Regions from separate parts of the Homo sapiens genome. Here region 1 is linked to region 2. Evidence: chromatin contacts called from ENCODE Hi-C or POLR2A ChIA-PET data. All regions are on one chromosome and are shown on one strand. Each heading gives the region's core, a stretch centred on a gene start or an enhancer-like site at or near the end of the contact. The rest is flanking DNA. Distances are from core to core; before and after follow the strand shown. Region 1 holds the start of PPM1J-DT (PPM1J divergent transcript). Region 2 overlaps LOC124904342 (a long non-coding RNA gene).

Region 1 (5,889 bases), core at 2,345-4,844, 190 kb after region 2:
AGGGAGCGGCCAGCTTGGGTGCTGTCTAGTCCGGAGCCCTGTCCCCTTCACCAAGTTGCTGCGCCCCCGGGACAGCGGGGTTCTGGTCAGGTTGGCATCATCCGCAGGGCGGGCCGGGCTCTGGGCACAGGGGAGCTCTGGGCCCGGCCCCGCCAGCTCTGCAGAACTCAGCCGGGTTTTTTCCAAGGTTCCTGCCGGCAGGCCGGGGAGCGCGCAGCCGCCGCCGCAACCGCCGCCTCGCCCCGGGCTACCCCCGCTCCTCCAGCCCCGCGTGGGCGCCGCCGCCTCCTTCGGGACAGTGCCAGGCGCTCGGCTGAACGGATGGGCACAGCCGAGACGCAGCGGCCCCTGGCGGCCGAGGGCAAGAGGAAGGGAGAGAGGACATCCGGCACCCGCAGGTTCAGTGAGGATGGACACCTCCGTGGTGGCAACTCAGAGGAGGTCCCTCAAAACCCTGAAGGTCTTGTGGCCCCCAGTGCCCTGGCTCAGGGGAGGTGGAGGTGCTGGGGGGAAAGGAGCTGGGAGTGAGGAGTGATTGACTAGACCCTCAGGGTTTTTGAGCTTTGAAGATTGCAGAACTGCATTGTCCAATACGGTAGCCACTAGTGGCATGTTGATATTTAAATTTAAATCTAAATTAATTAAATAAAACTTAAAATTCAGTTCCTCATTAGTAGGCACCATATTTCAAATGCTCAATAGCCACACGAAGATAGGGACTGCTGTATTGGACAGAGCAGATGTAGAACATTCCCGTCAGTGCACAAAGTTCTGTTCAGCAGCACTCTTCTAGAATGATATTTAGGAGGGAATAGTAAATATCTCTTCCTCTCCCAGGAGTGGTGCTCTCAGGGGCTGGGAGGGCTAGAGGAAGTATGAGGGTGTGGGCATTAGGCAGGAGGACAGTAGTAGGCTATGAATGGTCCCTATGGATGTTAAGTGTGAATACCAACATGGGAACCAAATTCTGAGACCTAGTTTCTTGTTTCTCTTTCTTTCTTCCTTCCTTCCTTCTCTTTCTTTCATTCTTTTTCTTTTCTTTTTTATTTATTTATTTTTTGGGGACAGGATCTCATCACTCTGTCACCCAGATCTTGGTTCATTGTAATCTCCACCTCCTGGGATCAAATGATCCTCCCATGTCAGCCACCTGAGTAGCTGGGACTATAGGGGTAGTCTGTAGTGCACTACCAAGCCAGGGTTAATTTTCTGTATTTTTTGTAGAGACAGGGTTTTGCTATGTTGCCCAGGCTGGTCTTGAACTCCTGGACTCAACTGATCCATCCACCATGGCCTCTCAAAGTGCTGGGATTACAGGTGTGAGCCACCACTCCTGGCCTGAGACCCAGTTTCTTTATCAGAAAAATTGTAATGTAATTAATTGCAACTGAATAATTCTTTACAGAGATCTGTTTTGGATGCGAATGTATTAGACAAATGAGAGGAAGTGGTGTTCTGTGAATTTGAAGGGACTTTCCTCTTAGTTTAAGAGGCCTTTGGGTTTAGGGTGATGTGAAGGGGAGAGACAAGGCAGAAGATGACCAGTTCTGGGCCCTGAGCCACCACTGTGGCCTGAGATAAAGGGGCCTGTCTTGAGGCTGTCCAGTCCCCCTCCTTGGTTCAAGCTTCACACTCCCCCAGCAGGGCCAGCCACTAAGCAGAGTCTCACTCTTCACAGAGAAAAACATCCCACAAGTCTGCTTCTTCATACCCCATCCCCTTTTCTCTCTCACTTTCCGCTGCCTCAGGGATGAGTAGAGGTGATGACCTCACCAGGTTCTGGGGCAGTCTGAGGATGGAGGAGGCATAATGGTGCCAGGAATAGGAGGTGAGAGGTTCAGGGAGGAGGAGCCTTAGGATTAGGCCATGGCTGGGGGCTGTTCTGGAGCCCCAGGGAGCTGTTATTCTCCCTGCTGATCATCTGGTGCTGGGGCTGGGGGGGTCTCTTGGCTTAGCTTTGCGGACAGCTTGCAGCCACACCATGGTGGGTGCTAGAAAGGGCAGGGAATAGGGAGCTGGGTGACACGAAGAAGTGGTAAGTAAACTGTCCCAGAAACACTGAATAATAAAAACAACCAGGAGTTATATTTGTTTCTTCAGTTGCTGGCTTGCTGCTGCTGTTATTTATCTGAGAGTTGGTTCCAGTTTTTCTCAAATAGCAGGGGAAAACCTATAGAAGCAGCCTGTTCTTTGTCCCCGTCTTCTTTTGCTGCTCTATTTGCCTTGGGGTCTGTTTTTTTTCTCTCCTGTGACTTCTTTTCCTCTGTCTCTCTCTGCCTAAAGCTCAGGTGTAACAAAGCAGGCATAGTAAGTCTACCAACCTGAAGGACCACTGTGGGATCTTTATTTGGAAGCTGCCAAGAAAGTCATCCCTTCTGGGGACACAGTTTAGCCTGGGGAACAAAGTGGTATGTGGTCAGGAAGCACCTGGCCGACAGAGCCCAGAAAAGTTCCAGCCGTGAACTGGGTGCCGTAGTCCCTGATGGCTACTTCCAACTTGCTTGAGGGCCACAACGGCGTTGTCCCCATTTGAGATGTGTGGATGGGTGGTGTCTGTGGATACCTAGCGATCAACTTTCTGATAGGAGGTTTAGAGACAGAGCTCTTGTGGCATCAGGTCAGTACCACCCTCTCCCAGAGGGGAGAAGTTAGGAAGAACGGGCAGCCAACCAGGCATTGGGCTCTGTCCTGGTCTTCCAGTGAGTGTGCTTTTACTCTTCTTAGGCAAGGGCTTAGCCTGGCCTCTGTCTCCCCCTGGCGGTAGACACAGAACTTGCTCAGCATTCCCGGACTGCTCTCAGCCCTGGCCCTAAGAGAAGGATGGGAGGGGAGGAACCCCCACTCCTCTCTCTGCCATTGATCTCCTTTCTAGCCCTTCCTCCCTGATCCGGAGAAGTAAGCTTGGTTCTTAAGACAGAGCAGGTTTGAATGTCAGGAGGCCGACATAGGTGTGAATCTTTCACTTGACCGTGTGACCTCCTGGGGCAAGTCACGGTAAAATGACAGGAAGCGTCCCGTCCTGCCTCATCCGTGAAACTGACAGAAAAAAAACCATCTTGAAGGATTGGTGTGCAGTATAAATAACCTAATACTGTATGGAACGTGCTTTGTAAAGGGTCTAGTATGCAGTACTTCTTCAATAAATAGTATTTGTTATGTTGTTATTATCCTATTAATAGCTTGTCCTGCTGTGGTCAGGGAAGGTCTGCATTGTGGGAAAGACCTGGGTTCTGAGAGAGAAAGGAGGGTGGGAGTAGCAACCGCTCTCCCAGATCTAGAGGTGGTCTTCACGGGGAACAGCGCATCAGGAGCCCAGGAATCTACCCCGGCTCCTGATTCCGGGGTGGTCGGCTGCAGCCTGCGTCATTAATCCCGCAACCCCACCCGGTACCAGCTTGCCCGCTCTCGCTCCAGCAGCCCCATCCAGAGGTGGTGTCACACCTGGCGCCTCATACCCAGCGGCTCCCAAGCGCCTGTTTTGCTCTGAGGTCATTAGCTCCATGGCTCTCTGGGCTGGCTGGCCACACCGAACCGAGAGCGAGGAGACCGCACCCCCTTGTCCCTCAGCCCCCGTCACAATGGAGACATTCTAGCTGTGTCTAATCTAGCGCACGGCTGAAATAAGGTTTCCTTCTCTCCGCCCCCTTCCCACAGCAACAGAACCTACCCCTAAGAAACGGAGGCGGGGCCAAGCCGGAATGGGGCGGGGCAGAGGCCGGGGACCCGTGGGCCGGTTCCTGGGGTGGCCCAGAGCAAGGGCAAGTTTCGCCCGGGACCCGCCCAGCTGGCCGGGAGCCAGTAGCAGGGAAGGGCCGGCTGGCGCGAGCACCGCCCACGCGGAGCCATGGGGGCGGGGCCTGGGCGGGGGCGGGGCCGCGGCCGAGGGCGGGGCAGGGAGGCAGCATGCTAAACCGGGTGCGCTCGGCCGTGGCGCACCTGGTGAGCTCCGGGGGCGCTCCGCCTCCGCGCCCCAAATCCCCGGACCTGCCCAACGCCGCCTCGGCGCCGCCCGCCGCCGCTCCAGAAGCGCCCAGGAGCCCTCCCGCGAAGGCTGGGAGCGGGAGCGCGACGCCCGCGAAGGCTGTTGAGGCTCGAGCGAGCTTCTCCAGACCGACCTTTCTGCAGCTGAGCCCCGGGGGGCTGCGACGCGCCGATGACCACGCGGGCCGGGCTGTGCAAAGCCCCCCGGACACGGGCCGCCGCCTGCCCTGGAGCACAGGCTACGCCGAGTGAGCGCCCCCTGGGGCACCCAAACCAGGATGGGGCTCCCACCCCTCTCCCCAGCTCCGCATCCCCGGCGCTAGGACGCGTTCCCCACGCCGCGTCCGGGCCAGGAGCTCCCTTTTCCGTGGACCTTTGCTATCCTCTGGTCTTCGGGCCGCACCCCCTCCCAACCCATTTTCCAGTGGGGGGCAGCCTGTGTCACCTTCTTCACGTCCTTCCCGCTCATTGACTGCCCTCGCCCACGCCGCCTCAGGACCCTGTTCTGCCCCAGAGCCCGGAGGGCGGAGAGCCCGGCGAAGGATGAGTTGGCCAGTTCCCCGTCGCGGCCCGGCAGCTTAAAGGCTAAGGGAAAAGGGGTTTCACGAAGGAGCGGGGTTCTTTTTAATAGGGGACATAGCGGTTGGGAAGACTCGCTCACCCGCTTCCCGGCTCCAGCGCCCCAGTTCCCTGTCCCTCTTACCGTAGTTCCCCTCCCCCTCCACACCCAGAAATAGCCCGCGACACCAGGAGGCCGCCAGCTTCCCCAGGAGCGGGGAGGGGGACGCCCGGGGTAGAGGAGGGTCCCATTTAGATGCCCTTCAGCCTGCCAACTCGTGCTGGCCTGGCAAAGAAGCGGACCCCCTGCCCGGAGCGGCCGGCTGGCCCCCGGGCTGTGTGTATTTTAAATGCATCTGCCGGGAACGCAGAGCACCGAGGGAGATGGGGGCGCTCAGTTCGCTGAGGAAGGTGGCTGGTGGCCCATGGACCCACCACCACCTCCCTTAGCCTCCTGTGTGGGAGGAGTTTATGGGTATGTGGCTCCTGCCCAGTCCAGGTGGGCTTTCACTTCTACTCTATTTCAGTTCCTCTTTCCCGATCTGGGCTGGAGAGCTTCCTCATTGTTAAGGCAGCAGAAACTTTCGCTGGATGGTTTTAGGATAAGGGTGGGTGTGCCCATGAGGATGAGGTGCTGGGGACAAGGCACTGGGAGAGTTGATAGTGGTTGAGGGTGGGATGTAGGGTCTAGCTAGCAGGGAAGTAAAACTTCTGCTACCAACTAGCCCCTCCCCCAGAAGCACCACTAGGAATGCCTTTTTCTTTTTTCTTTTTTTTTTGCCAGGGATGGGGGAAGTGAGGCAGGCAGGGGACATAGCGGTTGGCCAGAAGCTCCTGCTGGCCTTTCTGTGAAGTGGTAGGGCTGGCCACCCAAACAGTACTCCTTACACCTTGCCAGCCCTCCCTTCTCCTCCTCCCTCTGGCCTGGATCCCAGGTGGCTGTGACCTTTCTCAGCTTGGCCAGCGGGCGCAGGAGACGGTGTGTGTCTAAGGTGGGGGTTATTCCAGGACCTGGTCTGGTGTCCAACCTGATGTGGTCATTCTGGCCTGGCAGGGTCATCAATGCTGGCAAGAGTCGGCACAATGAGGACCAGGCTTGCTGTGAAGTGGTGTATGTGGAAGGTCGGAGGAGTGTTACAGGAGTACCTAGGGAGCCTAGCCGAGGCCAGGTAAGACCCATCCCCTTTCCCAGAGACACAGTGACACCTCTCCCCAGGGACTCAGGCCTCTGGTTTTAAATCTGAGCCATGCGGAAGACCTGATGAACTCACTGGCTATCTACCTTCTGGCACAGAACCTTTACCTGGTATTCATCAGTTAGATTCTACCATGTAAGCATGAATGTTACTT
Region 2 (6,693 bases), core at 3,914-6,413:
GACTTTTGTAACTGTGACCATTCTTTCAGTACATGATGGGAAATGACAACTCAAGTTTGCCTGGCTTGCCTAAATGTGAGCAATTGAGCCAAGATGCTTCAGACTTTAAAAGAATCTGGGCGGGGAGGGGTGGCAGTTTACATACATTGTTACCTGAAATGTGTTCCAGCTTTAGGGTTTTAGATTCAGTCACTCTTTTTTCCTCCATTCAGTCTGGGTCATTGTGGCAAAGTCATTCAAATGTAAGCAGTTGGAAGCTGTAGAGCGAAGAGTATCTTTCTCCTCAGCTGAAGAGCATCAGTATATTTACTTTTTGCTTTTACTCTGACTTGCCCAGAGGAGATGTATAGCAAAAGGAATCACATCCTACTGGTTGGTTAACAAGGGAGGCTGCCTAGGTTCAAATTGAGGATCAGACAAATTACTTAGCCTCCCTAAGCATCAGGGTTTTTTTTCTAATAAAAGGTGTTAATAATAATTAGTACCCACCGCTAGGGTTGTCAAGAAGGTTAATAAGTGTATGCACTTGACTATTTAAAAAGTTCATGCTTAGGGGTAAAAAGGCTATGAGAATTCCTGAAGTGGACTCTTACTTGCAGTGGATGGTTTTGGAGTGACTCTTAAGAATATTAGCTAAACAATTAAATACTCCTTTTTGATCAGCTTCTCCTTTTTGTCTTCCCAATGTATTGGTCTTTTTTTGGTAAATGAACGGATGAAACTAACACTTCACCAAATGGTTCATATATACCGGCTTTTCACGTAAGATGGATTTGAATATCAAAGTCCTTAGTCTTTCTACTCTAATACCACAGTCCCCTCCATAGGGAAAAGATGCCGTACTAGTAGCAGATAAACTTTTTTCCCCTCAATAACTAATGATTCTATAAGAGAAGAAATAAAACTAGTAAATAATCTTGGCTAAAGTCCTTTATCCCTAGCAATGTATTTAAATGCAAATGGAAAGGTTGATGAAATATCTATTTTCCCTACTACATCATGACAGTTTAAATGATAAATTATTACCTATTGGTGGCTGAGTAAATTGGTATAACATTTTGGGAAGGCAATATTGTAAGATGTATCAAGCACGAGGAACTCGTTTTTCCTAAAAATTTCAGATTTTGAAATTTTTCTAAGAAAGTTTTTGCCTGTCTTTGAAATTGTCAATTTCTTTGAAAAATTCTTACGTTGGGTATCAGTGTTTTTTTTTGTTTTTTGTTTTTGTTTTTGTTTTGTTTTGTTTTGTTTTGTTTTGTTTGGAGACAGGGTCTCACTCTGTTGCCCAGGCTGGAATGAGGTGGCACTATCAGTCACTGCTCACTGCAGCCTCAACCTTTCAGGGTCAAGCAATCCACCCACTTCAGCCTCCCAAGTAGCTGGGATTAACTATAACTTTTTTGTGTGTGTGAGATGGTGTCTTGCTCTGTCACCCAGGCTGGAGTGCAGTGGCGCAATCTCAGCTCTCTGCCTCCCGGGTTCAAGCAATTGTCCTTTCTCAGCCTCCTGAGTACCTGGGATTACAGGCACATGCCACCACACCCAGCTAATTTTGTATTTTTTTAGTAGAGAAAGGATTTCACCATGTTGGCCAGGCTGATCTCGAACTCCTGACCTCATAACTATAACTTTTATAGAGACTGGATCTTACTGTGTTGCTTAGGCTGGTCTCCAACTCTTGAATTCAAGCAATCCTCCTGCCTGGGCCTCCCAAAGTGTTGGGATTGCAGACATGAGCCACTGCACCTGGCCTTAATAAGTAGTTAGATGGATATGGTTATGAAGTCCCTTTGATACAAAAACGGCATAATATTAAGTGAAAAAACACAAACTAGGCCTGATGTGGTGGCTCACGCCTGTAATTCCAGCTCTTTGGGAGGCCAAGGCAGGCAGATCACCTGAGGTCAGGAGTTCCAGACCAGCCTGACCAACATGGAGAAACCCTGTCTCTATAAAAATACAAAATTAGCCGGGTGTGGTGGTGCATGCCTGTAATCCCAGCTACTCAGAGGGCTGGGGCAGGAGAATCGCTTGAACCCGGGAGGTGGAGGTTGTGGTAAGCCAAGATCATGCCATTGCACTCCAGCCTGGGCAACAAGAGTGAAACTCTGTCTCAAAAAAAAAAAAAAACCTAGTATGATATGTGTAGATATATATGCCTAATACATACATACACAAGCACAGGGAAAAAGAAAATGCACATATATACCAATCATAATTTTGTTAGTGTGGTAAAATTAGGTGACTGTTTTCTATGTTTTTTCCATATTCAGAATTTTCTTAATACGATGGTTACTTTTATACTAAAAGAAAACAACATACCATATACTACTGGTTTACAGAAAGAAAAAACTATGCATGTGATCTAGAAGAGTTCTAGCAAGAGACACTTGATTCCTAAGAAAATCAAGCTAATTGTTATAAGCACATTACTTTTTCTGCTTCTCCAAGAGTTGCATTCTGGTGAAAGAGAGGTGAGTGTGACATGGAACTCAAGAGCACAATAGTCTTGCATCACTATTTTGCTGGTGCTGGACCAAAGCTGTGAAGTGTAGAGTCCACAGGCCACCAGTGCTGGCCACCTGTGCCTTCTTCTTGCAGGCAGTGCTCTTGGAGACAGCATTCCTGTGGTTCCTTTCTAATCATCATTCAGCTGCAAGTATTTACCTCAGGAAGCCAGAGTGTTCAGCTCTCAGCCGCTCACCCACATCACAGTGTTGTGTTGTTCTTGAGCGTTATCTTATTGAGATCAGCATCAGAAAAAAGAAAATACAAGGCCAGCCATGGTGGCTCTTGTCTGTAATCCCAGCACTTTGGGAGGCCAAGGCGGGCGGATCACCCGAGATCGGGAGTTCGAGACCAGCCTGACCAACATTCAGAAACCCCATCTCTACTAAAAATACAAAATTAGTCAGGCATGGTGGCGCATGCCTATAATCCCAGCTACTAGGGAGGCTGAGGCAGGAGAATCGCTTGAACCCAGGAGGCAGAGGTTGTGGTGAGATCACGCCATTCCACTCCAGCCTGGGCAACAAGAGTGAAACTCCATCGCAAAAAAAAAAAAAGAAAAGAAAAAGAAAAAATATAGTGATAGACAAAAAGAGGTGGAATTTGCTTGTCCACGTGGCTATCGTTTGTTCATTCACCAACAGATATTTATTGGACACTTAGTATATCCCAGGCATTGTTCCAGACTTTGAGAATCCAGCAGTGAATAAAACAAATGATATGTTTTCACAAGTATCTTACATTCTAGTAGGGAAAAATAGATGATGAACAGTAAGTTATTAAGAAAACAGTAGTTTTCAGAATAGAGCAATGGATATAAAATCAGCCTTCATTCATTCACCCTAACTATTTTTTGTAGCATGTATGTTTTGTGCCTGGCTCCATTAGCTGGATAGAGGGCATAATGCAGTGAACAAAATATAGTTCCTAGCACCCACAGCTTCTAGTGTAGTGGGGAAGATATGTAGTAACTTCTGTGGTGTGGTAACACATGGCAAAACCTAATCCAATCTTGGGAGAGCATAAAAAATCAAAAATTATGTTTTTGAGCAAGTTAATCTATCTGATCTTTGATAAACATGATAAAATTATTTTGAGGATTACATGTGAAAGTACACAGCACACCATTGAGCACATAGTAACATTAATATATTAAGTGCATAGTCATTGTAAAAATCTGAATCTCCTTGAACATTCTGCAATGCAGTGTAGCAAGTATCAGTTAGGTCATCAACCAGAACAACAATGAATAAAGAACAGCTAGTGATTGTATAGCTCATCCAATTTTACAAAGGCCTTTCAAATATATTCTATCATCTGATCCTGCAAAATCCTAGGGAAGTGAGTATAATTAAAGATACTGACTCTTTATCTGGGCCTTCATCTTGGCGGGTTATCCTCCCCTGCTGTCAGGGAGCACAAAGCGGGACTGCAGACAGCTTAACTGCTAGAGCTGAAGGTTGTGCTGGATGGAAGCTTTGGAATCATACAAGAATGCAAGAGACCAAATCCTGGGTGAACCTGAGGGGGAATAATGGCTAAACCAATCCCTGAGTTCTGCACCAAAATGTGTAAAATGGTTCCTGTCCCCACAAATTTACAATCTGATTCTGTCCCTTGGCTTCAAAATGCATAATGTGATGTTTTTTTCACTTGTGGATTTCCTTTCCTAATATGCTTTACTGATTCCAGAATTAAAACTTTGCATTTCCTGAGCTTACTCTGGCCAGATCCCAAGAGGAAGTGGCCAGAAGCCATTAAGAGGGCCAGGAGGGGAACTGGACCGGGATTAAAAGTCACCTGGTGTGCTGACAATCTGTATGTGCGTAATTGTCAACAGAAGGTTTAAATGGTTATAGTCTTTGTGATTTATCTTTCTTTTCCTTTCTCAACACCCTTTTTTGTCTCCCGCTTCTAACCACCTTGAGGCCAAAAAAGAAAAAAAAAAAAGGCCTGGGTACTTTGGTCAGGCTCTATTTGTATATGCTTTTTAGAATGGGTGTTGTACAAACTTGATATCAATGCTTTTCGCTTTAAATTTCAAGTACTATCTCAGTTCTTACATGCTAAGAATGAGTAACCAGGCCTGCAGTAGGTTTTCTGAGCTAGGTACTTTGATGGGGCTCTCCCTGTGCACTAGCCCCTCCTTCCCACCCTTTCCTACCCCCGACATGCCACAGTTGCCAAATCCTGTAGATTCAGCTAGCTTACTGTTTCTCCTTTCCATCCCCTCCTCTTCGTTTTTCTTGCTATTGGCTTAGTTTCCAACAGCTTCCCTCTTTTCTCACTCACCACTTCGGATCGAGCCTCAACAGTGCTGCCAAAATAATTTTTCTAGAAGGGCCAAATTTCTCCATGTTTTGTTTTGTTTTAACAACAATTTAAAAAAAGCCTATACCTCTTTTATAACTACAAACAAAAGCAATAAAGATAAAAATAATACAACTCAATCTAATCATGTCTTTTTTTTCTGCTTAAAATACTGTAGTTTGAGGATAAAGTCCAAACTCCTTGGCTTCTGGCCTCACAGAGCTCTCCGTGATTTCCTTCCTCTGTGAAGGAAACTCCTGAAGTTTCCTTCAGCCTTATCTCTTACCACTCCTCAGCCCACACCCTGCTCTCCAGGCCAACTGCATTTCTTAGGGCTGACCTGTACCTGAAAGCCCCGCCCTTCTTTTCCCTCTGCACCAACACCTTATCCTCCGAAATTTGGAAGCCTTACCTGATCCCACAATTTCATTTCAATTGCCCTCTTGACTGAAGTGCAGTTACAATGCAAGTCTTTCAAATCTCAGGTCTCAAATCTCAGGCCACTTACTAGCTCTGGGTCCTTAGGAAAGTTACTTAATCTCTAGGCCTTGGTTTCCAGATCTGTAAAATGGAACTAATAATAGAACTTAACTTACAGGGTCGCCATGATGATTAAATCTATAAAACCCTTAGCATAGTGCCTGACATGGAATAAATGCTCACTGTGTATTAATTTTGCTTACTCTTTCACAGATACCACTATTAAAGAATAGTTTTCAAAATGATAAAAGCATAACTCACACAGAGAATGAACATACATTTATTTAAATCATGAATTAAGGAGGAAACTAGTAGGATTTTATAACTGTTTAAAATGGAATTTTACTTATAAAACTGCCTTTGCCAAATTATGACTGAGACAGCCAAAGAGATCTAACTTAACAGACTCCATCTTGCTTCTAACCTCCAAGCTGTCCTTGTTCATTCCTGGGTATAGGCCGAACTAACTTTGGGAGAAGCTTAGTTTATAGTTTAAACAAAGACAGCTCTTTCCCAAAGCAGACCTCCTTTTTGCCTGGGGACTAGATTGCCTTTGTAGGACTAACATTAGCCACAAGATTAGAAATTGTGGTTTAGGAGTCATGCAGCTGGAGGCTACAAGATTCTGACCCTTCCTAAACTGCTCCTAAGATCAGTGCTTGAGATATTTTGCAGACTCGGCACTTGATGGATCATCTGGCACCACCCAATTGAAAAACTGGCTCAACTGATCTTGTAGCCCCCACCCAGGAAGTGACTCAGTGCAAGAAGACAGCTCCGACTCCCTACGATTTCATCTCTGACAAATCAGCACTCCTGGCTCACTGGCTTTCCCCCACCCACCAAGTTATCGTTAAAAATTCTGCTCCCTGAATACTTGGGGAGACTGATTTGAGTAATAATAAAACTCTGGTCTCCAACACAGCTGGCTCTGTGTAAATTACTCTTTCTCTATTGCAATTCCTCTGTCTTGATGAATGCTCTGTCTAGGCAGAGGGCAAGGTGAACCCCTTGGGCGGTTTGTTCTGTACTGGACAAAATGTATTTAGTTGCATTGCCATGAACAGAGTTGTTTGCATCCTGCATCCAGCTCTAGACAGAAAACATCTACACCATCATCAGGCCTCCCCATTAACCTTCATTTCTACAGAGTTATAAAACAGTCCAGCACTTTTGTAGGGTAGAATTGTAACACACATCATTCCATTGAAAGACACCCAGTCATTACTTGCCCATTTAAAAGTCTTTCACAATTTTTCCTAGCACTGCAGTGCATTGTACATGTTAGTTTGCTCTTCTAAATCCCTACGAAACTGTGAACTTCTTGAGATGAGAGGGAACCACACACAAAGTATGCCATGTGATTTTAGGGCCTGGGGAAGCTTCTGCAGGAAG

Evidence for each region. A loop is a pair of places that touch in the nucleus more often than their neighbours do. ChIA-PET counts read pairs that join two places held with the same protein, here RNA polymerase II (POLR2A). Pooled maps may share reads with other maps.
Region 1: a loop to region 2 is called in a pooled map, with 4 times the contacts of the local background. The contact joins the promoter of PPM1J-DT here to the enhancer-like site in region 2. A Hi-C loop is called at or near these places in 7 of 50 pooled maps. POLR2A ChIA-PET finds 5 or more read pairs at or near these places in 2 of 52 experiments (H1 and MCF 10A).

What each region holds. Positions count from the first base shown.
Region 1 is chr1:112,713,316-112,719,204 of GRCh38, reverse strand. It overlaps PPM1J-DT (PPM1J divergent transcript), which reads right to left and starts at 3,594. Exons shown (of 2, transcript XR_947714.4): 1 at 3,442-3,594; 2 at 1,409-2,754. It overlaps PPM1J (protein phosphatase, Mg2+/Mn2+ dependent 1J), which reads left to right and starts at 3,873. Exons shown (of 10, transcript NM_005167.7): 1 at 3,873-4,229; 2 at 5,594-5,708. The coding sequence starts at 3,904. TAFA3 (TAFA chemokine like family member 3) reads right to left here and starts at 300. Exons shown (of 6, transcript NM_182759.3): 1 at 1-300. RefSeq lists silencers at 191-240, 3,533-4,322 and enhancers at 3,524-3,818, 4,783-4,842.
Region 2 is chr1:112,903,566-112,910,258 of GRCh38, reverse strand. It overlaps LOC124904342 (a long non-coding RNA gene), which reads right to left. Exons shown (of 2, transcript XR_007066442.1): 2 at 1-394. Among named protein-coding and RNA genes, the nearest start is that of MIR11399, 25 kb to the right of the region's middle. RefSeq lists enhancers at 3,536-4,095, 5,898-6,192, 6,099-6,693. Within about 2 kb of position 5,163, at least 10 of the 41 ENCODE cell types and tissues checked have a DNase peak (open chromatin) inside an H3K27ac peak, as active enhancers do.